3 separate regions of the Mus musculus genome follow, and regions 2 and 3 are each linked to region 1. Evidence: chromatin loops called from intact Hi-C (ENCODE). Cell type or tissue: heart. All regions are shown on one strand.

Evidence for each region. Hi-C counts contacts between places; a loop is a spot of excess contacts. Peaks named below come from ENCODE experiments on the same cell type or tissue, not always from the same donor. Only the 100,000 strongest peaks of a DNase experiment are listed, where the experiment ranks them.
Region 2: it touches region 1 in a loop (2.9-fold over the local background); 10 of 42 quality-filtered maps call a loop at or near these places.
Region 3: a loop joins it to region 1, with 5 times the contacts of the local background. A loop is called at or near these places in 5 of 42 quality-filtered maps.

What each region holds. Positions count from the first base shown.
Region 1 is chr10:18,388,687-18,396,686 of GRCm38, reverse strand. It overlaps a transcript of Nhsl1 not described here. Among named protein-coding and RNA genes, the nearest start is that of Nhsl1, 15 kb to the left of the region's middle. In heart, CTCF peaks have their summits at 2,596, 2,801 (motif pointing right), 4,887 (motif pointing left) and 7,817 (motif pointing right); DNase peaks (open chromatin) are centred at 6,476 and 7,726; H3K27ac peaks cover 944 bases.
Region 2 is chr10:18,448,733-18,456,732 of GRCm38, reverse strand. All of the region lies in intron 1 of Nhsl1 (NHS-like 1), which reads right to left. Among named protein-coding and RNA genes, the nearest start is that of Nhsl1, 45 kb to the right of the region's middle. In heart, no CTCF peak of the experiment used is centred here; DNase peaks (open chromatin) are centred at 1,002 and 3,192; H3K27ac peaks cover 4,969 bases.
Region 3 is chr10:18,832,790-18,840,789 of GRCm38, reverse strand. Gm32926 (predicted gene, 32926) reads right to left here. Exons shown (of 5, transcript NR_152783.1): 5 at 2,793-3,303. Among named protein-coding and RNA genes, the nearest start is that of 4930444F02Rik, 4.9 kb to the right of the region's middle. In heart, a CTCF peak has its summit at 4,693 (motif pointing left); no DNase peak of the experiment used is centred here; H3K27me3 peaks cover 353 bases.

The sequences.
Region 1 (8,000 bases):
GGGAGGGTACTGAACTGGCGAGCAGAAGCTAAGGCAGGCACTACAGTACACAGTCTCTTGATGACCTCCCTGATAGCCCAGCAATGCTCTCTCCTACTGAGACTCAGAAACAAGGACAGTGCTGTCTCCAAAAGTTCCCAAGTGAACACAGAGCTCTGGAGACTTACAACTGTACCATGTGGGTCTCCTGTTGTCCCTCCTGGAGCCACTGCATGCTGGACACCAAGGGCTTCATTTCTCCACCATAATGAAAGCTAACTGGGAACACACTGGCACCCAAATGCCCACTGCTGGCAAGATAGTTTCAGCAGTGGAAGAAAATGGGCATCAGAGGATCTCATGGCACATGAAGTAGGTGTGGCTAGTGGACCCCCGAGCCCCCAAAATGCCAGGAGCAGATTCGAACAATCACATCAGGCCTGTTGAAGGATGCTGCAGATCTGCATGGGCACAAGAGGCCTGTCAGGAAAAGGCTTCTCTCTAGGAGCATCCAGGTTCCACTGAAAACTCTAAACTCCAAAGCTGCTGTATTTCTCATCCTGACTGTCTGTTAGGAGACATAATTCTTCCCCAAAATGATGAGAAACAGGAAGTCGTTTACAGAGAAGTATAAAATCCTGACAAGTGAAGAAAAATTACTATGGAAAATAATAATAATTACTGTAAAGGTATAAGCACCTTACCTTACCTACACTGAGTAGTCAGCGGTTTAGCTTAAAAGTAAGATTGATAGACAGACAGACAGACAGCAGATAGACAGTTTGATAGATAGGTAGGTAGGTAGGTAGGTAGGTAGGTAGATAGATAGATAGATAGATAGGGAGGCAGGCAGACAGGCAGGCAGGCAGGCAGAGACAGACAAGTGCCTCCCTGTGAGCCCAAAATCAAGAGGCAAGAGAACAGCTGTATGTTAGAGACCAGTCTGGACTACATAGCCAGGATGAGAGCCTGTCTCCAAAAGCAAACAGATGTAACAGATACTGACAATCCTGACAGTAATGATGATAGCAAGTCACTTCAAAGTCAATCTTCTCCCTCTCCCTTTCTCTCACAGCCTGTTCTGAGCATATGTTGAAGTTTGCTACACTGATAATATTTTAACAGAACACAGAAGAAAAGGTATCAGTCTCCCGACTTCTGCAAGCAAGATACAGAGCATGACTGATTATAGTCATAGGAAAAACACATCTGGCTAAAGGTAGGTTCATAACTGAAAGACTGTTTCAGCACACGGGCAGTTAGAGTCAAGTGACGCATGTGTTACACACCAGGCCAGATGTCACTTACGAAAATGACATGACTCCAAAAAGCAACGAAGTGTCACTTAGAAATTAATATGTAAGTATAATTATTTGGCCAAAGCCAGATGAGACCTCCTCTAAAAATGAGATTACATCGAAGCTCAGAAAAGATCAAAATCTGACTTTCCTAATGAAGCTAAAGCCTCCCAGGAAAGAAATCAATAGTTGAATTCAGTGCTTATCAGTAGCCCAATAAATGTCTGTGTGTGTGTGGGGGGGGGGGGGCGGTGCGGGCAGACAAGATGGTGTCCGTTTGTGAGTGCTAGCCTAGCACTGCTCAGAGAGTACAGACACGAGGTCAGACCCGGCTGAAATGTATTGGTGCCTAGATTCTCACCCACGTGGAACGCTGGAGCCATGTTTTAGAAAGGATTCCGGTTCAGTAGACCATGTGGTTAGAGCTTTTGTTCCGTGCATCCCTTCCTGGGCTGTGTATTCACACTCCTCTTCCCTGTTTAAGAGCAGTATGTTTTTAAACGGCTCCTTTTTGAAGGTTGAGCTGCCAACGGAGGCACTAGGTGTGTTACAAATAGTTACATGCAAAAGGCAGAAAGTGAAAATGGCTATGTTGTTTCTAATCTTAACTACAATGTAAAACAGTCTCAGATGCATCCAACCCAGGGGCTGAGGATGTCAAAGTTCAGAGGCAGTGTACTTTTGCCTAGCATGTGCAAGTTCCATCCCTATACCATAAAAATCAAAAACCTAAACAAAAAGGAGAAAGGGGAAAAGGTGCATCCAACGCTAAGCACGAACTCCGCCTGAGTCTGACCACTTAGAATCACCCAGAAGGAATCAGATGGTGCCTCCGACTGTCACCATGAAAATGAAACCACATACTTCAGTGTGTTTCAATTACAGAAGCTCGGGAACATAGGGTCTCAGAGATATCCCAATGAGGAAATGTCGCTGTGAGGTCACACACTACACAGACATTCTCATCTATGCAGTTTATCCTGCTGGGCCCTGCACCAAGCAGGTGCTCTGTTAAGCGTTTGGAAATTGTTACTTCCTGCCAATACTGAGACCCACAGTCCCACATGGTCAAAGTAACCCCAATAACAAGGAAATATAGCCATTTTCCAAGATCACACTTCTCCAACAGCATGGAATCTGAATCTCAAGGGCCCTCCCAATGCCTTGAGCCACCAAAATCATCTATCCCTAGAACAGACATGTGGCATATAAAAAGATCATTCTTTGTGAGATTAACACAGAAAACTGATCCCTTAAAACATGTTGTTCTCATTAAATTTTAACACCTGGACTGAAAAAAATAAAAGTTCCAAATAAGAGGAAATTAGCTCTGTCAGGTTTGCAGCACTACATGTAAACCTTTCAACTCAGAGCAGTTGGCTGTACTAAAGCAGTCATTATGCCTCATTTATGTCTATTGAACAGTCCTGTTTGAAAGCCTGTCTTATATGTGGAGAATGACTCAAAACATGATTTGTATTTTAGTAGATGACCAGCAGGTGGCAGAACGCACAACCCACCTGCAATAGAGCCACCACCAGTAAAAGAAAATGGTGGGATTCACTAGGAAGGAGTATGCAGATTCAAACGCTGCCTGGCTGAGGAACCTGGCTTCAACTTCAAACCTGTGTCTGCGTCACAAAACAGAAGTTGAGTGAGTACCCATCCACCATGTCAGCAGCATGAGAGATAAAACCCAGCAGTGCTCTACGGCACTGTGGGCACAGTATGGACGAGGGATAAAGGACAGAACGGAAGCTAAAAGATGGCTCAGTGGTCAAGAGCACAAACTGTTGATCCAGAGGACCCTGGTTTGATTCCCCACACCCACAGGGTGGCTCACGACAGTCAGGAACTCCAGTTCCAGGGATTCTAATGCCCTCTTCTGGCCTCTGTAGACACCATGCCCTGCCGGCGGGTGAGGAGGCGGGGAGGAATCACAAGGTGAACAGCTCCTGAGACACAGACACACACAGACACACACAGACACACAGACACACAGACACACACAGACACAGACACACACACACACACACACACACACACACACACACACACACATGCAAAACAAAGAGCAGTGTTCCAGGCATTGCTTCATTTAAAGAGTCCAAATGAGCCTGGTCCCAAGTGACGTCTTCCAGTACTAAATTACAAACCCCTGGACTCCACCCTAGACGCTCAGAACTGCTACAGAAGGACCTGAGAGCCACCCGAGAGGCTGTATCCGATACACATGGAGACAGTTGGCTCATGCATTATCTGTAGACCATCTAGCAATCTATATGTAGTCAGAAGATGGATAAGGCCTGCGTTTGCCTTCTAGGACATACTCAGAGTAAGGAGCAAGTCTGTAGTTCAGCAGGGACAAACCAACCCCTCTGTCTTAGCTAGGGTTTCCATTGCTGTGAAGAGACATCATGACCAAGGGGACTCTTATAAAGAACAGCATTTAATTAGGGCTGGCTTACAGGTTCAGAGATTCAGTCCATTGTCATTGTGGCAGAAACAGGGCAGCACCCAGGCAGCCGCGGTGCATGGAGTTTCACATCTTGTCCCAAAAGCAAACAGGAGAAGATTGTCTCATGAGCAGCTAGTAGGGGGGTCTCAAAGCCCACCCCTACAATATCACTTCCTCCAATTCCCATTCTCTGAGCCCAGCATATTGAAACCACAATATGACATACACAAGAGGCCTCAGGTTTAGCCAAATGACCTGTGGGTAATTTCTCCACTGACACACTTACAATAATAATAATAAACCCTTGCTATCCCCACTTCCCTCTCCTTCGGCCCTGCCACCTACTATACCAAGGGATTTGTTCACTTTGCAGCCGCAGTCCCATTTCCACGGTCATTTCTCTCTGATCCCCCTGCTCACAGTGCCCCATCCCCCCCAACCTCAGCTCTCCTGCCCAGCTGTCATCGGTGGACATCTGTCTGTCATCACCACAGTCTCTGCCACCACTTCCTTCTCCGAGCAGTGGGTGTTCAGTCTGCTCTCTAAGTTTCCAGTTAGTTACCTTGCAAGGAAAAGGATAGAGCTAGCTGTGCTGGCGACTGGAGGGCAGCCATAGCTCCCTGCAACAGAAGTGGGAGTCTTGACTTGATTCTCCCTCCTCCCCTGAGGAGAGTACTGGGCCCACTCTACCCTCTCCGCTTTTGCTCTCCTCTGCTGGCTCTCATAATGCAGTTCACCCCTCAGCCCTGACCCTGTCGAACCTTTCACTGCCAACACCCATATTACAAATCCCACTCCATGATGGAGGCTAGTCTCTCCTATTGTCTCCTAAAAGCATAACTTCCGGTCCCCCCAAGTGACTACTCTCCCAGTTCTCAGAAAGCAAGCACAGAGAAGTTCCTGACTTTGCCTGGTTTTTGAGATTCCAGCATCAGCCCTTTTCCTGATTCCAATGATGAGCAAAACTTAACTCTGTGAATTCATAATAAAAATTCATTGGATAATGTGAGAAGGAAGGTTTTAGCATTTTCCTTTCGCCTTTTAGAAATATACTGAGACAACACAGAATGGCAGACACCACAGATATTTAAACCAGGCGGAGCTAGACCTTGATTTCCACATAAAGATTCACTGAAGCACGGCAATAGTGCCACCTTGTGGGACAGCCATGACTACACCAAAACTCAAGAGGCGATCCATATCCAGAAAAATCACTGTCATTTTTAGATGCATCTTTTTGAGAATTTGTAGACCACAATCAACCAAAGGACAGGTAACAGGCTATTAGTACCGGATCTCCAAGGAGTAAAGGCACTGGTAGTTAATACCACCCTGTTAATGGCTCAAGGTGAATGGATAAAGAGACCGAAGCACGGAAGCCTTCAGATACCATTTAACTGACCGTGACCCTGAAACCAAGAAGTAATATTTAAACATTTAGTCTTATATCCAGATAGCATTTGGAGGCATGATTATTATCATGAGAAATTAAAACAAATTAGTATATAACCTTTAAGAAAACAGTAAAGCCAGGCAGTGGTGACGCACGCCTTTGATCCCAGCCCTTGAGAGGCAGAGGCAGGCGGATTTCTGAGTTCGAGGCCAGCCTGGTCTACAGAGTGAGTTTCAGGACATCCAGGGCTACACAGAGAAACCTTGTCTCGAAAAATCAAGAAAAAAAAATTTTTAAAGAAAGAAAACAGTAAAACCCTCTGTTAAAACATAAAACAAAGTAAGCTAAGGACATAACATGGTTGGTAGAATTCTGTGCAGCATGCACAAGTCCCTGGGTTCAGTCCCCAGTACCCCGTAAACAGGACCAAAAACTGGGCATGGTGGTACATGCCTGTGATCCCAACACTCTGCAGGCAGACACAGATCAGAGCCTACCAGTGACTACTTGACGGGCTTGCTGCAGCCCGTGACACATAAGACACTGTCTCAAAACTCAACCAGATGACCACCTTTTAAAAAATGACATAGGTAACTTAGAAATAGGCCTGTCAATCTATCCTGAGAGAAAGAAATAACTGAATGGTAACTGTAGCACCCAAGGAACTCCTTAATATCAGCACTGTAGAAACACATAGGCAGCGCTAAACATGGGGCGGGGCAGGCAGGCAGATAACACGGATGTTTTAGTAGGCTGCTCTGAACATTTTCTAAATACACTACAGCGTATAAAGCAAGAGAGCAAGGAGCTGTTTCCTTTCCACGAGTTTTGGAGAAAAGCTTTTGCCTCCAGACAATCATGAGCCTTTCTCTGGAAGCCCCGGCACTCATGCTGCGAGAGACAGAGGCCAAAGGTCCCCAGTGGCCCCCACTTTCGCTACCAATGGATGCGCACTGCGTGTTGTCTTCTCCATGGGCTTCTCTAGCCAAATCCCTCGCTCCATTTAAGCAGCTTGGTTCAAATTGTAAAACTTAAAAGTTTCACTTACCAGATGCCTAGATAAATCTCATCTGGAGGCCTTTAGAACAAAGCCACCGTGAGTGACATCCAGCCTGGCTGAGTCTTGAGGGTGATGTGAATCCTCCGGACAGGCGATGCACGCCCGAGACTGCACAGAAGAGACTGGGCCGCTGTCCTCAGATGTGGGTAGTAGCCTAGCGCTGTAAGCCAGGAGCCCTCTCCTTGCTATGATCCAAGGTCTTTCTTCCTACCAGGCTTCAGATCTGGCTCTGAAGTTAGCACGCGTGCGCGCGCACACACACACACACACACACACACACCTTGATACACAGTTCAAGCACATCCGTGAGTCATGCTTCCACTTCCTCTCAGGGTTCCCAGTGGTCCTCGGTGGCACAGAGTTCATTCATTCACAACAGTGCGCGCTCAGTCACACGGAATACTCACACACTAAACTCCAGCCCTTAGCACTTTAAAAGTATTTCCTTTCAACCTCCTGTAAAACCACCGCCTCACTTTCATTAGCAGATGAGAACTTCATCCCAGCAGACGGGCTCCCCAGGCACAATTCACACACATTATACTTCATAGGGCCTTTTCAATATTTACTTGCTGGTAGTGTTCTTCCTTTCAGGTCACAGATTATAGTGTTTAGCAACACGAAGAAGGAGGGGGTAGAGTTATGAATTAGTAAACTGCCGGGGCTTCCACTTGTCAATTCATTCCCACCTCGGAGGGGATTTGGACCCAGAGCTTCAACTCTCGGGAATTACCTTCAGGAAATGACTGAATCAAAAAGGGAATTGGCCAATTTTCTCCCAAAACAGGGAGTTATGGGGAAACTCCTCAGCTGTAGGCAAAGAGAGAGAAGTCTCTTCCTATGCAAATAAGTTTTGTTTCCCTCAGAGCGAGTTTGGTAAGGATTGCCAGGCCCTTCCCACCCTTTGATATGCTGATCTCGGGCTTCTAAACATGAGGGGGGTTATTTGATCACATTAATTATTGGGGGGGGGGTGGAGAAAGTGGGTGCTGCAAGGGAGGGGTGACACAAAGACTTCTCTAAATTGCCAGTTTGTTTGGTCTTTCATGGCACGCAACAATCAGATTCCTATTCACAGCTATTTCAGAGCTGGCTGGGAGACCATCAAAGTGTTTGGGAGGATGGAGCTAAACAGAGCCAAAACCCTGACAGCTTCACTTTCCGTGGCCAACTCGGATGCCAGCTCCCCGGACTTCTCAATCTCCCTGGCCCTGAGGGGGGAAAAGTCCTTTCTTACCTCTTCTGAGGAGCAAGGTGGGACACTGGCACATTTTCCTTGAATGCTTTGATCCTAGGGTGCTAGTCTGTGTTGGTATTTGTAAACCACGGCCATGCATAGTTACCTCAGGAGCTTGTAACTCTACAGATGTGTGGGCCCAATGCCAAGTGCTTGGAATCCTAAGGAGCGGCAGCCAGAGCTGAAAGCACCTCTCCGCGGAAGATGAAGACAATAGACAGTAATTGTTAGGGAAGTACAGCAATGGAGCCCACCCATCAACAAAGGAAAGACTATATGGAGGGGTTGGGACGCGTCCCCAAGCTGCCAGGCAAGCCCTGTAAGTCACAGATGGCCTTTCTCAGAGGAGAAATCAGAGGACTTCACTCAACACAGGACCCTGGTCAGATGCAGACAGCTGCCACTAGGTGGCTACTTACACTAGAGCTAAGTCCTTGTGCACCTACCCACCAATTCAACATTTCTTGAGCCTTGGGAAGTAAACTTAGAAAGTCCTAACTTCACAAAGTAAAAAGTTGCCCATGTGCCACACCAACTTTATCGTGGGACACAGGGCAGAGATTGCTCACAGGCTT
Region 2 (8,000 bases), 60 kb before region 1:
CCATTAAATTAATAAGTTCCTACATGAAAAGAAACAAGGGGTTTCTTTTAAACACTTGCTAAGACCTCTTACAGAGGACCTTGGCTTGATTCTCAGCACCACATGACAGCTCACAACCTTCTGTGAGCCCAGTTCTAGAGGACTCAACACTATCTTCTAGCACCCATAGAAGGACTCTCTTCTAGTACCCAGGGGCCCTTTGCACACACAGTATACTTATGTACATGTAGGCAAGACACCCTTACAAATAAAATTTTTAAAAATCTTTAAAAAGGAAAAACACTTAAACATAACAGCTCTACAGGATTCATTCTTGTGACATTAAAAAAAAAATAACATTAAAGTGCCTGTGGGTTCTCAAATCAATAAAAAGCTTTTAACCCGAGAGAGAAAAGTCACTACAAGGAAATCATTCAATTCATTTGCAGTGTTGCAATGAATTAAAGCTTCATCCCACCACTGCCCTAGGCTCTGCAGATGCTAAGATGCAGACAAACTCTCAGAAACCCTCTTCTTGCCTTAACTGTCATGGCCACTTTTGCACCTTAACGGTCATGGCCACTTTTGGAGTGGAATATCCATTCCTCTGTCACATATATGTGCTATCATGATTCTCTTCTGTCCCACTATGAAGACTGTGCTTCTGGGAGACAGGAACTACACCTGTGCTGGCTTTGGAAATTCTTCTTAAACAATCAAATTGAATGATATGAGTGTGGGGTGGTGAGCTGTGCACAGACAGCCTGGTCCCCAGTGACTCGGTAGGTGGTGACTTCCAGCAGGGGTTTGGCCACATGCCCTAGGCCCTGGGCCCCTGGCTCCTGTTGCAGCTACAGTCTCTACTTCTCTACTCTTCTCCCTCTCTCTGCCTTTCTACTATAAACATCTTAAAGCCATGGACTGCCTCTTCTTATCAGGCTGGTAGGGCATTCAGCTGGAGCAATGGATACAGGCCTTCCCCTAACTAGTCATGCGTCTAACCTTCCGCCCAGGAGGCTTCCCCGTGCTTCAGCTAGGACACTGCCAGCCAACCCAAGCCAAGCTGACCTAGCAGGTCTAGGACTCTCCTCCCCATGGGAACCCAGCTGGAGCTCCCTTCTTCTGTCCTTTTCCCTTCAGCCGCAGGCCAGAGCCTGCCCGAGGGTCCACCTGCTCCATTCTCAGCTCTTCCTAGACATCCAGCAGCGTCTGCAGTGTCCAAGACTGAGAACCTGACGTCCCTGGCCTCAGTTCGGCCCAGACAGGGTCCTGTGGTTTCTCACATCCCAGTGCCCACCTGGCAGCGCAGCGGGGGTGCATGCAATCAAACCTACCTTGCTGAGCCCTGGGTAGGACTCAAGACTCTATTTTTAACCCACAATGAGTAATCTATTCCTTAGCCTGGAAGAGTCCCATCTGCTAGAAGATGACAAATAAAATAAAGTGGTAAATAGGCATAAATTACAGAATGCATGCCTGGAGTGGTAGTCATACAGAAGAAGTAAGATCAAGGCAAACTTGATGGAACAGGTGGCCCATGAGCTAGACTCTGACGAGGGAGTTTACTAGAAGGAGCATCTATACAAAACAGGGGCACAGGCATAAAGAAGACATCATGTGGCTGGCTAGTTGGGAATATGGAGATATGAATACACAATGGTGCACAGTCCCTGTCACAACTCCTCTCCCAGTCCCAGGCACACTGCTTTTCACAGATGCTCTTGCACATATGTATCAGTGCTGAGTCTAATATTCGAAAAGTAGGGTGCTCATTGCCAACTGGATGATTTCTACTGACAACTCTGACTGTTGAAGTAACTGAAGTACCTGTGCCCAGCCTCGGACTTCCTGGAGGATGGAAGCGTGTGGCACTCATTTGGCTGGTAGGGCATTCAGCTGAAGCAATGTGATCATGGGTTCAAAAACTGGTCGCTGGCTTTGCCAGGAGTGAGGGCCAGTTCCCTGGGTCAGCCTGTTCCTGAAAGCTAGGCTTGGGCCTGATTCCCCAGCCTCTTCTGTTCATCCTCTGAGTTCCACAGACCCAGGTACCACGCCCTTCAGCTTATAACTCAGTCTGCATCTGAACCTGGTTACACCACCTGGTGCCAGCGGGGTGACAGCGTGGGGCTTGCAGAATGTCTTGAGAGAGATCATGAACAGAGGTGAGGTACTCTGCCTGCTAGGCTTCACTTGGCTAGAAAGAGTTGAACACAGGGGTTTTTGTATAAGATAGAAATCTATGTACTGGAAAAAAAAAATTACAGGCCTGGGGATATAGCTCCATTGTCTTGCATTCATGGAGCCCAGACTAGATCCCCAGGACTGCATAAGCCAAGAGTCACTTCCTGCCTGTTGTCCCAGCCCTTGGGAGATAAAGGTAGGAGGAACCTTAGTTCAAGGCCAGCCTGGGCTACACAGATATCCTATCTCAAAGAGGGGAGGAGAGCTGGCAAGATGACTCGTTGGCTAGAGGCACTTGCCAGGCAAGGCTTACAACCCAAGTTCAGTCCTCAGAAACCATGAAAAGGTGAAAGGAGAGAACCAACCGCCTAGAGTTGTCCTCTGACCCCACGAACCCCTCCCCCAATCCCACCTCACTCACACACACACACACACACACACACACACTTTTTAACAAAAGGTTTCAGGTATGGGTGAAAATAACTTAGAAAAACAACTGAACAATTGTAAACTAACGTTGACGAAAAAGAAATAGAGTAAAATGATTCCCTTTTGGGATGGGGGGTCATAGAAACTACATTCATGACCAAAGTCACTGCCATAAAGGGTTTCTCTGTGATCATTTTTAAAATGCTCATTTCCCATCAACCTTAATCATATACAATTACGAAGTATTAACAAGTTTTCCAATAAAGAACACACACATAAATCAAAGCAGTGTCTTTATTCTGGGAAAAAATATCAGATCATTGAACCAAAACAGACAGACTTTTAAAAGTAGTTATGAAGGCAAAGCCAGAGCACATACAGGCAGACAACAGAGTCCACTCTGATGATATTGAGAGGGAAAAATACAAGATGAACACATGTGCATGCGTGCACGTACACACACTATAAAGAATATTCGCTGTCTTGCCAAATCTCTGGACAGACAAGGAATTTACCTTCTATCCTGCCAGGACTGCTATGGCAAAATGCAGCTGCTGCCACCTGCTGGTCAGCACTGATGGCACACAAGTCTGACTACCACTTCCAGACTGGCAGACCAGGGCTGTTCCAGTTGCCAGTAGATACAAACAAACTGCTATGTTACTGCTTAACACACCATCAATTCAGAATGCGAGCCTGCTGGAAGAGCCTTGCTTGCAAACCTCATATATGAATGCAGGGAAGCCTGGAAGGCAGGCCAGCCTGGTAGGATAGGAAATGTAAAGCTGTGACAGTCCCCACTGCAGGCCAAGGGGGGACTATTGCCATGCTCCCAAATGCTTGGAGGTGGAGATGCCCCATCCATCAAGTTGGATGTAAACCCAGTAGCAGCTATTTACACTGAACTTCCTGGATCAGAAGCTAAGCAAATTAGAGCAAACTTTTGCTCAAATTCCATCAACGGCCCAACAAGTATGGACCCAGCTGTGTTCACCACCCCAAACACTAAGAGTATCAACTCAATAAGGTCCGGGTATCTTCTGGTGGATGGCATTTCTAGAGAACTGAAAAGCGAACCACAAGATCAACTTTAAAGGTGTTCTCCAAACTCATCCATATGTTAAAAAGGCAACAAAGTAAAAGATACAAATTTCATAGTAACTTCTGTACCCTACAGCGTCAACTTCTGCAGCCACCCTACTTATCTAAAGCTGAAGGCAACTAACACACACTACAGTGTTGGCTCTTGACCCTCTCTCTACTCCTGTGTGTGTGCTTATGGAAAGGGGACGGGCAACCAAGCACTGGCACAGGAGAGAGAGACAGAGACAGAGACAGAGAGACAGAGAGAGAGAGAGAGAGAGAGAGAGAGAGAGAGAGAGAGAGAGAGAGTTTTCTTCCCCCACATCATTTTCTTATCCCTTCCAACAAATCCTTCCCCAGTCTGTCTCCTGCTTTGCTGTCTTTGGTTTTGGTTGCTCACATCATCATCAGGGTTGGTGGTTATTTGGCTTCATAGCCTCCTCACTAAGGAATCTCTCTCCCCCCTCCACATGCAACCTTCTACTATCTATAGCTCCTCTGGAGGGGTGGAGCCTAATGGGAAGACCCTTCACTGACAGAGTAACTCTAACAGTCATAGATCCAAAAATACTAAGAAAGGAAAACACTCCATGGCTAAGTATCTATTAAGTGAACATATTTTTTTCAGAGTACCTCAGCATAATAAAGTCTCTCCAAGGAAGGCTGAAAATTGCTTTACCATATATGAAGCAACAGTATCAACAGCAACAGTATTTTTTCCAAAGCTTAATTTTTTGTTTTGTTTTGTTTTGTTTTGTTTTGTTTTGTTTTGTTTTTCGAGACAAGGTTTCTCTGTGTAGCCCTGGCTATCCTGGAACTCACTCTGTAGACCAGGCTGGCCTGGAACTCAGAAATCCCCCTGCCTCTGCCTCCCGAGTGCTGAGATTAAAGGCGTGCACCACCACGCCCTGCTCCAAAGCATAATTTGCTGGTAACTTAATACAAAGTGAATCTTGTAAAGGAAAAAAAAAATCTGCAGTACAGTTTTTCATTGGATAAGGGAAGGACTTGTTTGTTTCTTTAAATTTTATTATTAAGTTAGACATAGTGGTATATCCATAGTCCCAACACTCAGAAGGATCAGAACATCGGGCCAGCCTGGGCTACAAAGCATACTACAGAGGCCAGCCTGAACAACACCCACCCCCTTCAGCCCCACCACTTCCATCACAAAAACCAAGTCAAAGCCCAAGTTAGTGTTGGAGGTTGACTCCTGCAGAATGCTGCCCTAGCATGGCCCTGTTAGATGCTCAGCACCACAAAGGAAAACAACCAAATGGCAAAACAAACACAATTTTTACATGTGTCATCACTCAAAAATATTGATTTTCTCGTAAACATCCAAATATCATAATGAAACATTAAATATTCATACTTTTTTTTTTAATCAGAGAAATATCATCTTGGATGAAGAGAGTGATTTGCAGCCACCCCAGTTCCTGAAGGCTAGAAAGACGCATTTGCACAACACAGACTCACCCAGAGCTCAGCAGGGGAGCTCAGAGATGAGGGCTGGGGAGTCAGCAGTGTCTACTAATAAACACAGGGTCTGCAGGCCCAGCCAAGCCGGTTGCACTTTAAGGCCCTTTAACCAGTGAGGGGCTCTAGCAAGGAGTTAAAAGAACCAGAACAAGTGCCAGGACAGCCAGAGATATACAGAGAAACCCTGTCTCGGGGGGGGGGGGGGGGGGGGGGGGGGGACAAAAACAAAACAAAAGAAAACAAAACAAACAAACAAAGAAGCAGAATGTTTGCAATGATGGTCCTTTGAGGCCCCTCTGTTTTACACTAACGTGCAGAGGATTAGCAAAGGTTTGCTTTACTGCCCTATTATCTATTAATTACTATTATTATTTGAAAAGCTGGGAATCATACCCAGGGCTTTTGGATGCTAGGCAAGTGTTCTCCCACTGAGCTCCACCCCAGCCCTGACACATTCTCTTAAAAGGAAACAAAACAGCAACAACAAACACTTCCAAAGCCACCCTTTTAAAAAGTCGGCAGGAAAACCAGCCAACCAAAATTTTTCTTATTACCTTTTCATTTTTTTTTTCACACTTCATTTTCCCAGGTCCTTAGATGTTTTCTGGAACATGGGGGACACTCTAAGTGTTTTTATCATAAACCTGGACATTCAGTGTAATTACTACCCCAGATTCTGTTATCTTCTACATTAACGATAAAGTATCATGGCAATCACATAACAGAGCTGCTCAATAGCTTACTTTAAGCGAAGAAAATAAATGAAATGGTAGTCTATAGAATCTTGGCATACAAAGAACAATGAATAAACCAGCAATACCCTTAAGAACTAATCAATAAACTTCCAGTTAGAGACAGCTTTCTGAAAGCCAGGGCTGCAGACAGGTTTAATCCCAGCGCTGCATTTTGAAGACCTTGAGTCAGTCATCTGATCTCTCTGGGCTGGGAAACATGACATTCTGAAACCTGCTTTCCAAGGTCATATTTTATCTGTCCTGCCTGTGTCTTAGGTCTGGTGAACGGAGGCCACTTGCACTTCTCAAGCAATTGCATGAACTTTTCCTTGACCACGGTGTATGGAGAAGTTCACATATGGATGGAGTAAGAAGCTATTGCCATAAATCCAACAAGAGATGGGCTGCTGAAAATGGGACAAATGGGCAGATCTCAGGGAGATGCAGAGGAAGCTATAACTGCCCACTAAGAGCAAGACAGACAACTCATGAGCAGACTCAGTGGTGGAAGTGACTAGGTGGGAGACTGTTGTCACAGGACGGGGAAGAAATCAAAACAGCTAGACAGGCAAGGCGAAGACTCCCATGAGCACAGCAGTCTGCGCCCGTAAGACAGGCCACAGAGATACAGAAAACTGACACCTGCCACGAGTTCCCAGAGAAACATCAGGTGTGACAGAAATCCCTAAACCCAGGCTTGGGCATGCTAAAAAGAACAGGTTAAAAATTAGGGAGACCAGATTGTAGACTTCTTTTCTTGTCAGGGGAATGCGTCAACTCTTGCTTTATGGAGCCCACACTGGCTGTGAACTTGCTATGTAGTTCAGATTAGCCTAGAAAATGGGAGATTACAGACCAGATGCGCCCGCCGCCCGCCTGCCCACCCGCCTGCCTGCCTTTCTGTATTCTGATGCATCCAGGCTTCCCTGGGCTTTACATCCATCTTGCTTTGACCACCTGAGAGCCAGGATGTCATGTACACAGCACCATAACCATCCAGGTGGCACCTTTAGTAAGAAATTCTGCCCTAAAGATAAGGAGGAAATGATTAGGGACTGCGAGATACCCTAAGGCAAAACAGTAAATGCAGAGTAATTTCATGTTAACGTTGGATGTGTTTCTCTCAAGCTTTTAAATTTTGTTTCATAGGCCACTTTATGCATAAATTTTAGATTCACACAAGACTTAAAAATACAGATTAATGAATGACAATAATCTTCAAGCAGAAAAGCTGGCAATTGCTTTTCTGAAATCGTCTCATTAATTCACACAAACATATACACACACAGAGAAAGTGTGTGTGTGTGTGTGTGTGTGTGTTTGTGTGTGTGTGTCCATGGTCCCCAGTCCATCCTACGATGATTTTTCTGTACAATTTCAGACATCTTCCATTTTCCTACCAACAAAGTGGCTGGGTTTGGCTCACTTACTTGGACAGACGGTGTTCACCAAAGTACATTATAACTCATCTGGTAGGTTTTCTAATAATGAAAAAAAAAAAAAAAAAAAGACCAGCAAGGTTGGGTCAGAGGGTAGAGGCTTAAAGGAAGATTATTAAGATAAATAAATAAAGCAAAAGGCTGTACGGGTGGAAGACATGGAGATTCCTGGTTTCTTGATTGGCTATTCGAACGGGAATAGGTCTACAGTGTGATTATCTGAGGATTTCAGGTCGGGCAAACCCAAACCCAAACAGTGCTGTAGTAGGTCTAGCCCGAGGCCAAGAGGCAAGACTGCTTCCTACTGTAAGAAGCAGAGTACTTGGCTGGGTGTGGTGGCGCACGCCTTTAATCCTAGCACTCTGGAGGCAGAGGCAGGTGGATTTCTGAGTTCAAGGCCAGCCTGGTCTACAAAGTGCATTCCAGGACAGCCAGGGCTATACAGAGAAACCCTGTCTCAAAAACAAACAAACAAAAAGCAGAGTACTCTTTGTGGAACAAAACAAAAATGGCAGCTAGAAGTGAAGAGCCCATGCTCTGAGCTAAGTAAGCCCCGTGCACCTTGTGTGCAGTGCCTCCATTACCTCGCTGAGACCCCATCCTATCCTGGAGCTGTCAGCTCTCCTTAGTCCCATGTTTTAAGATCAAGAAATGGAGAGTACAAGGAGCCAAG
Region 3 (8,000 bases), 440 kb before region 1:
GTTTACGGCCAACCTAGGCTACACAGTGAATTCCTTTCAGCACAGCCTAAGTCATATAAGACTTGTTCCAAACAAAATGGGTCCATAAGATAGGTTACAGATAGATAGATAGATAGATAGATAGATAGATAGATAGATAGGATAGGTAATAGACAGGGAGAGAAAGAGATGATAGGTAGGTGATAAAGCCATGATAGGTAGAGATGGGAGATAATAGATAAATAGATGTAGATCAATGATAGGTGAATAGATGATAGATATGATAGTGAACAATGATACCTCTATCTTTAGATCTGCTGATATATTTGTATTAGTTGTAGCATGAAGCACTACTTCTAATGAATGAAACCTAACATCCTAATGTAAGCTGTTTGCAACAGGAACTGGATGAGACATCAGGAGAACTCTTTGTTCTATCCAAATCTTTTTTCTTTTGATCTGAAACTATCCTCCTCTTACTTTCCTTTCTTGAGTACTGGTTTATTATTTGGAAGATCACATTTGTCATGGAAAAAAATAAGTATGAAAATTCACTCTCAATCATCCTCATGTAAAATTACATATGGAAATCGTTCACAATGAGTTTTTAGATATCCCAAGTTGAAGGTTTTTGTTTGAACAGGAAGATAAGCACAGCAAAGCATTTAGTTGTTCTCCTGTGGCTATCTCTATGTTCCGTACCCACTTAGGAAACCAGGAGAGACAAAGTATCATACACAGCAGATCAATCACTTTGTGAAGTAATTACCAACATGGAATAACTGTTTAAAACAAATCAGAGAAAACCACTGACCCTTTATGCAGCAGTTTCTCTTTGGGAATTGTTCTCTGCATCTTGGCTGTGTAGACTGTGGGTCACAACCCCATTTAGAGTCACACTATGAAGATCACAAAAACATGGGAAACAGTGAAAGATTTCTGATCATGCAGTGACCTAAAGTTAACTTAAAACCACATGTGTAATGAACCTGGGCTATTCTGGCAGCCCTCAGCAGTGTTGATGGGCAACTGCACTGCAGCCATGGTTGTGAACACGTGACATGTGGACTGCATGATATCACTCCACACAGCGTCAATCAATGATGCCTGAAACAGCTGGGCTCAGATTAGAGAGCACTGTACATCATCAGCTGCATTGCTTCGCTGCCCACAGCTTTCTGCTCTCCTAGCAACACAACAACTTAATTATGAAAGCAAAGATTCAAAGTTTTCTGTGTCATCACTCATTAGATATCTGTGGATTCTAATGCGTTAGGATGTTCACTTTTTAAAAAATTACTCAGTTTCATAAAAAAATGAGTTAAATTAATTCTGGCTTTGCATGAGAACAGAACTTCCAACAGCTTATGAAATGGTCCTAAACATTTTGTACTAAGTATTTATGTAAAGTTGTAATATCAGCTTTGAGGGTTTTAAAATCAAAATATCCACCAGATATGAAAATGTTGATGAACCATGTTGTTTATTACTTATTTAGCCAAGGGTATCTCTTCATGTAAAATAAGCAAGTGTATCCCTCCTATCAATACACAAATTTCCTTGTCTTCAATAAATAGTAAATTTTATATACAACAAAGAACTATTTTTAAATGACTTCATTATGATTTTTCATTAGTAAATATTTGATTTGTATATCTATTTTATATATCTATGTCTACCTTGGGTCATTTAAAAATTTCTTGGGCAAAATGGATTGTTAAATGAAAAAACTTGAAAGATCCTTACTCAAAACAATCTTTTGGCTTCTAGCAAGCTCCATTTTTCTGTGTTCTTCCCACTTTATGCAAGCATCTTCCTGGCATCACAGTTCTGAAACAGGGTGGGCTTTACTGAAGCCTGGTCTTACCCTTCCGTCCTGCCCACAGCCTCTTTAAGTTTTCTCAACTATTTGTAAACCTCTGATACCAGAAACTGAGTTTTTAACTGTGGGGCATTAGGCTATGCACAGACAGCCTGGTTTCCAGTTGAGGCTAGATGTTGAACCCTGGGACCCAGTGATGATAATTCACCTACATGGGACAGAAGGAGTTCTCTCATGTCTCCTGGAACCGTGGCTCCTGTTGAAGTTACCACCCCCTCCGCCCCCACAAGAGAAGCATGGTTAGTAGTCACATAGGCAATGTCCCAAGCTTCTGACCTTTAGGCTAAACTCCTCCCCAGTTACCTAGCAACAGTAAAGATACAGAATACCATAAGAGGGGCTGCTTGGCCCCACCTCACTCTCTTACTCTTACTCCTCTTGCTCTCTTGCTCTTACTCTCCTCTCTCTCTCTCTCTCATCTCTTACTCTCTCCCTCTTACTCTAGCCTTTCTTCTCTCTTCTTTCCCCCTTCTCTCCTCCATGGCCAGTCTCTCTCTCTCTCTCTCTCTCTCTCTCTCTCTCTCTCTCTCTCTGTCTCTTTCTCTCTCTCATTCTCTCTCTCTCTCTCTCTCTCTCTCTCTCTCTCTCTCTCTCTCTCTCTCTCTCTCTCTCCAGCTTTTCTCTTTCCCCCTGCCTTTCTACAATAAAGCTCTAAAATCATAGACTGTCTCTTTTCATCAAGGCCCTGTGCATACTCTCACCTGCGTGGGAACCTCTCTCCCTCAGCCCTCTCTCCCATAACCCCAGGGCTACAGGGTATCATCCTGGGGCCCCAGGTCAGGGGATGCCCCTTGTCCACCCCCCAATCAAGCGGGGTCAGTGGCTTAGATGCCCACCCAGGATGCATCTGATTCTATAGAAACTTGATGTGCCATGGGTTCTACTCATTTTGGCCAATTGTCATAACTCTAAGATTGGAGTGGACAGAAAGTGAAAGGAGACAAAAAGTGGGAGTTTTACTTCTAACATAGGAGCAATAATTCACACAAAGAAATACATAAATAGAACCCAGAAGGAAGAGACCTTAAGACTCTCATTTGCAGCAGGATACAAATCAAGAAAGATTGGGAGAGATTATAACCATCAGCTCTAGGAGGTCCCCAAAGTCAAGGAAGAACGGTCCTCTGTGGAGAACAGGTCCCAGAAGCAGCAGGTCTCAGGGGGCAGAACTGTAGATAGGCCCCCTCCACAGGAGCCAGTCCCGCTGCTGCAGTTGCATGTTGAGCTTTAGTGGAAAGAGCAGGAATGTGATCCCAGCCTGAGCTGGAGCATCAAGTCTGGGGTGGTTCACTTCTGGAAGATCTTGAGAGCAGCATCAGTCTCCCTCCTTTCTTTTCTGACAAGCAGGCTTATGGGTCTGACTCTGAAGTGTCCACTGATGTCTGCTGGTTAGCAAGCCTTCTACGCGCACTGAGGTTAACAGAGGCCAATCAGGAAAAGGCCTGTCAAACCCAAAGAAGAGAAAGTCAAAGGCATGGCAAGAGCCTGTGGGTTGGTTTCACGCAGGTCACTGCTCTGCTGCTTCTGTGCCTTTCTTCCATGTAGAAGAGGAAGCTGGGAGGGACGGGAAGGGGACTGTCTAGAGGGGTAGAGGGCCTCTGGAGGATTGGGTGCTTTGCATAAACTAATTCCTAGCAGATATGGTGTCTGGTGGAATGTTGTCTAGCAGGGCCTGATGTGTAGAAGTTTCTATGGAATGGAAGAAGTGGGAGTGGTCAGCATGACCTCTAACAGTGCGTGAGGTAACAACTGGACTATTAATGTCCAGTACATGTGAACTAGGAATCAGGTCCTGCCCATTACCCTCCCCTATATTCGCTCACATGAACTTTTTACCAGGACCTACTGGATTTAATCCTTCCACGACTTCATGTAAACCACTAGGCATCAAGCTCTGCTGTTCACCACACTCCTATCACTGCTACTTAAGCTACAGGGTATTAAGACCAATTGCTACCCCCAAACTGCAAGCACTCCAAGATATGAGGCCTACTGAACTTGTGGTTTAGGTCCTTCTAGGACCCTCCCTTCATCAAAGTATCTGGCCCCACTGAACACATTCTTCTCACTCTCTCTGTTGATAAACATGCAGCTATATTTTAAAACAGACATTACTCTTGTATATACCCTTCCACTCCCATCACTACCCTAAATATACTGCGAGGGGACAAATCCTGTTGGACACCTGACTGCCATACAACTTGCACCCTCAGAGATCTGTCATGTCAGCAGTTCTCAATTTGTGGGTCATAACCCGTTTAGGAGGGGAGTCACATATTAGATATCCTGAAGATCAGATATGTACATTATGATCCATAACAGTAGCAAAATTCCAGTTATGAAGTAGCAATTAAATAATTTTATGACTGAGGGTCACCACAATATGAGGACATGTATAAAAGGGTCGCAGCATTGGGAAGGTCGAGAACTGCTGTGTCACATGAAACATTGCTGCAGAGCAGATCCTTTCTGGATTTCTGACTATAAACCCACATACACTTCTAGGGAATCAGTCAATGATAGACATCTTGCTATTATTCAGCCTATTCTATCAGGCAAGCTGGGCCTAGCACCATTATGCATCCTCCACCACCTTATACTTCTAGGTGCCTGGCCCTCCTGAACCCACCTCCCTTACCCCGTACAATGAAACTAGGCCTTCTTAGACACCTACCCTTTGACCCATCCACAGACATTTCTTGTTTCAGGCCATTCTGAACAACTGATGTCACTTCAGTATCTGGGCCCCTATGAGCCTAAATGAGTTGATTCTGTGGGTTTTCTTATGTCACAAGAAAGCTCTTAGGACAGAGGAAGTAAAAGTCTCCTTACACTGCCATCTTGTGGCCAACCCGGGCTCCAAATGATTTTCCTATGTCTGGGGAAGTTTTTCTTTTTTTCCTTTTCTATTATTATTATTATTATTATTATTATTATTATTATTATTATTGCATTCCAGTTGTTGGCCCCTCCCGGTCTGTACCCCCACAGTTTCTCATCCCATTCCTCCTCCACCCCTGTCTCCAAGAGGATGTTCACCCAGCCCTCGCCAGGCCTCCCCACTCCCTGGGGCCTCAAGTCTCTCAGGCTTAGGTACTACTTCTCCCACTGAGGCGGGACAAGACAGACCTCTGCTCTCTCTCTCTCTCTCTCTCTCTCTCTCTCTCTCTCTCTCTCTCTCTCTGTGTGTGTGTGTGTGTGTGTGTGTGTGTGTGTGTGTGTGTTTGTATTGGCGGGCTGGGGTTAGTACCAGCTTGTGTATGGTGACTCAGTGTCTGAGAGATCTCAAGGGTCTGGGTTAATTGAGACTGATGGTCTTCCTATGGTGGCCATTTTTACTATGTTAATCCTACCAGTCCATGAGCATGGGGGATGTCTCTATTTTCTGAGGTCTTCTTCAATTTCTTAAGAGATTTGAAGTTCTTGTCATATAGATCTTTCACTTGTTTGGTTAGAGTTACTCCAAATATTTTCTATTATTTGTGATTATTATGAAGGGTGTTGTTTCCCTATTTTCTTTCTCAGCCTGTTTATCATTTGTATAAAGGAAGGCTATTGATTTGTTTGAGTTAACTTTATACTCAGCCACTTTGCTTTAGTTGTTTATCAGCTGTAGAAGGTTTGGGTAGAACTTTGGGGGGTTGCTTGTGTATACTATCATATTATCTGCAAATAGTGATACCTTGACTTCTTCTTTGCCAATTTGTATCCTCTTGATCTCCTTTTGTTGTCTTATTGCTCTAGCTAGAACTTCGAGTACTATATTGAATAGAAATGAGGCGAGTGGGCAGCCTTGCCTTGTTCCTGATTTTTGTGGGATTGCTTCAAGTATCTCTTCATTAATTTGATATTGTAAACCTGCTTTCTTGTAGAACCCAGGACCAACAACTCAGAGGTCCTACCAACACAATGGACTGGGATGTGTTTATAAAAAGATAAAGAGGTATAAGAATATGTTCTGTGGGGGTGTGATGAGGTATGGGGGGAGGGGGTACCTCAGCAGGCCTATGCCAAGGCATCCCTTCCCCCTGAGGGACCAGCCACACGATGATATAGAATAGAATAGAGTTTATTCAGGGCATGGGGGGAGGAGTTAAGAGGGTAGTAGAGGCAGAGAAAGGGGGGGGGGAGAGAGAGAGGAGAGAGAGAGAGAGGAGAGAGGAGAGAGAGAGAGAGAGAGAGAGAGAGAGAGAGAGAGAGAGAGAGAGAGAGAGAGAGGTAGAGGCTGGCCATGACCACATGGAGAGGGAGGGGAAGGGAATGGGAGGAGAGAGGGAGCAAGAGAGCCAGAGGCCAGAGAGAGAGGCAAAGGGGCAAGAGAGGGAGGAGGGGATAAGTAGCCACCTTTATAGTGGCCGAGGTCTACCTGGCTGTTGCCAGGTAACTGTGGGGTGGAGTTTAGACAGAATGCTAACAGACTGAGCATTCCTTCATCAATCATTAATTAAGATAATTAAGCATTTTCGAAATTGAAGTTCCCTCTTTCCAAATGACTCTAGCTTGTGTCAAGTTGGTATAAAGCTCCCCAGCACACAACTGGATGCAAATAAATATCCATAAAATATGTACAAAAGTGTTTTCCCTCTTTCTTTTGACACAGGTTCTCCTTTTGTGCCTAGGCTTGTGCTGTGCTCCTGCATTTGATTGGCTCTCTTGCCTCTGCCTCCTGAGTAGTTGGAAATGTAGCTATTTGTCACACTTTCCAGCTTGTTTTTTTAATATATAAATTGGATTTTCATTTCCATATTATAAAATCAAATTGATACACAAACATAGAAAAGTCAGAACATTTTAAAATTTACATAAAAATATTCTTAATTCTTGAGTTAGCCCTTGTTGCTACATACTCATTTTTCCCATTTTCAAAAAATGTATAAACACTATTTTGAGTTTAGATGTCACTTTCTTGGCTATGGTAGTGTAGAACTAATGATTTCACATTGCCTAAGGTTCCATGGGATCTGGAGTTATAAGCACAGGGTGAGGTGTTAAGCTCATAAAAACATTACTATTTACAGTGTTTTTATTGCAGAATATTGATAATTTTACAGTCACTTAATTTTGTGTGTGTACATGTTTATGCAAGTTCACAGGATTTGTAGGTATATATGTGGACATGTGGACATGAGGACATTTCTCCATCACTCTGGAATCCAGATGTCGACATCCAGTCTTCCTCAGTCTCTCTCTAACTTATGTTTTGAGACAGGGTCTTGTGACCATGTTCTCATCATTAGTTGCATAAGCACTATTTCAGCGGAGGGCCATCTCCCCATCCCTTATGTGTTTCTGATTTATTTTGTTTGTTTGAGATAGGGTGTCTCTGTGTATCCTTGGCTGCCCTCAAACTTGGTCTGTAGACCAGGCTGGCCTTGAACTTAGAGATCTGCCTGCCTCTGCCTCCAGAGTACTGGGATTAAAGGAGTGAGCCATGGCTGCCCAACATCCTCCTAGGTTAAATGAGGTACTTTCTCTGGTGTTGTGTCTATCTTTCACAACAATAAATATAGATAGGCATTATTTCCACACTGTCTCCTACATATTCGGAGAGACATTAATCTTTTTGCTGACAATAAATCTGGTATGTTCAAGAAAAATTTTGGAAACATGATTATCATTTTGGAGAATTATGTGAAATGTGTGGAAATATGACAAAAGCAAAGAGAGCATTTAATTTAGCTATAATGTAAAGATACTTTCCACAGGGAATAGACACTTCTTGCTTTTCTTTTCCTTGTTGTGAAATGAAAGATCTGATCCACCAGTGGATGGAACAGGGTAACCGAGAACGTATGTCATCCAGCGAGGACCATCACTCTTGAATGTTCAGAGGATGAGTTAATTTATGTGGAATTCAGAGTTTTCACGCACATTGACACATAATAAATTGTATTACATTTTAAATGCCAACATAAAACAATAAAATCAGGAGACAGACGTAGAGGTGTGGATTAAAGGAAAAGTATTTGCCTGCATGATGTGTTAAGTGTATATTCCCAGCATCACAAAAACAACTTAAGAAAATTCTACAACTCTCATGTACCTACACCCTTAAGTATTTTTGCAATGTTTTAACTTAGCACTATGTTTTAAGAAGGCAGAATCTTCCAAAGATGGCTGGCATGGTTGAGTACTTAGC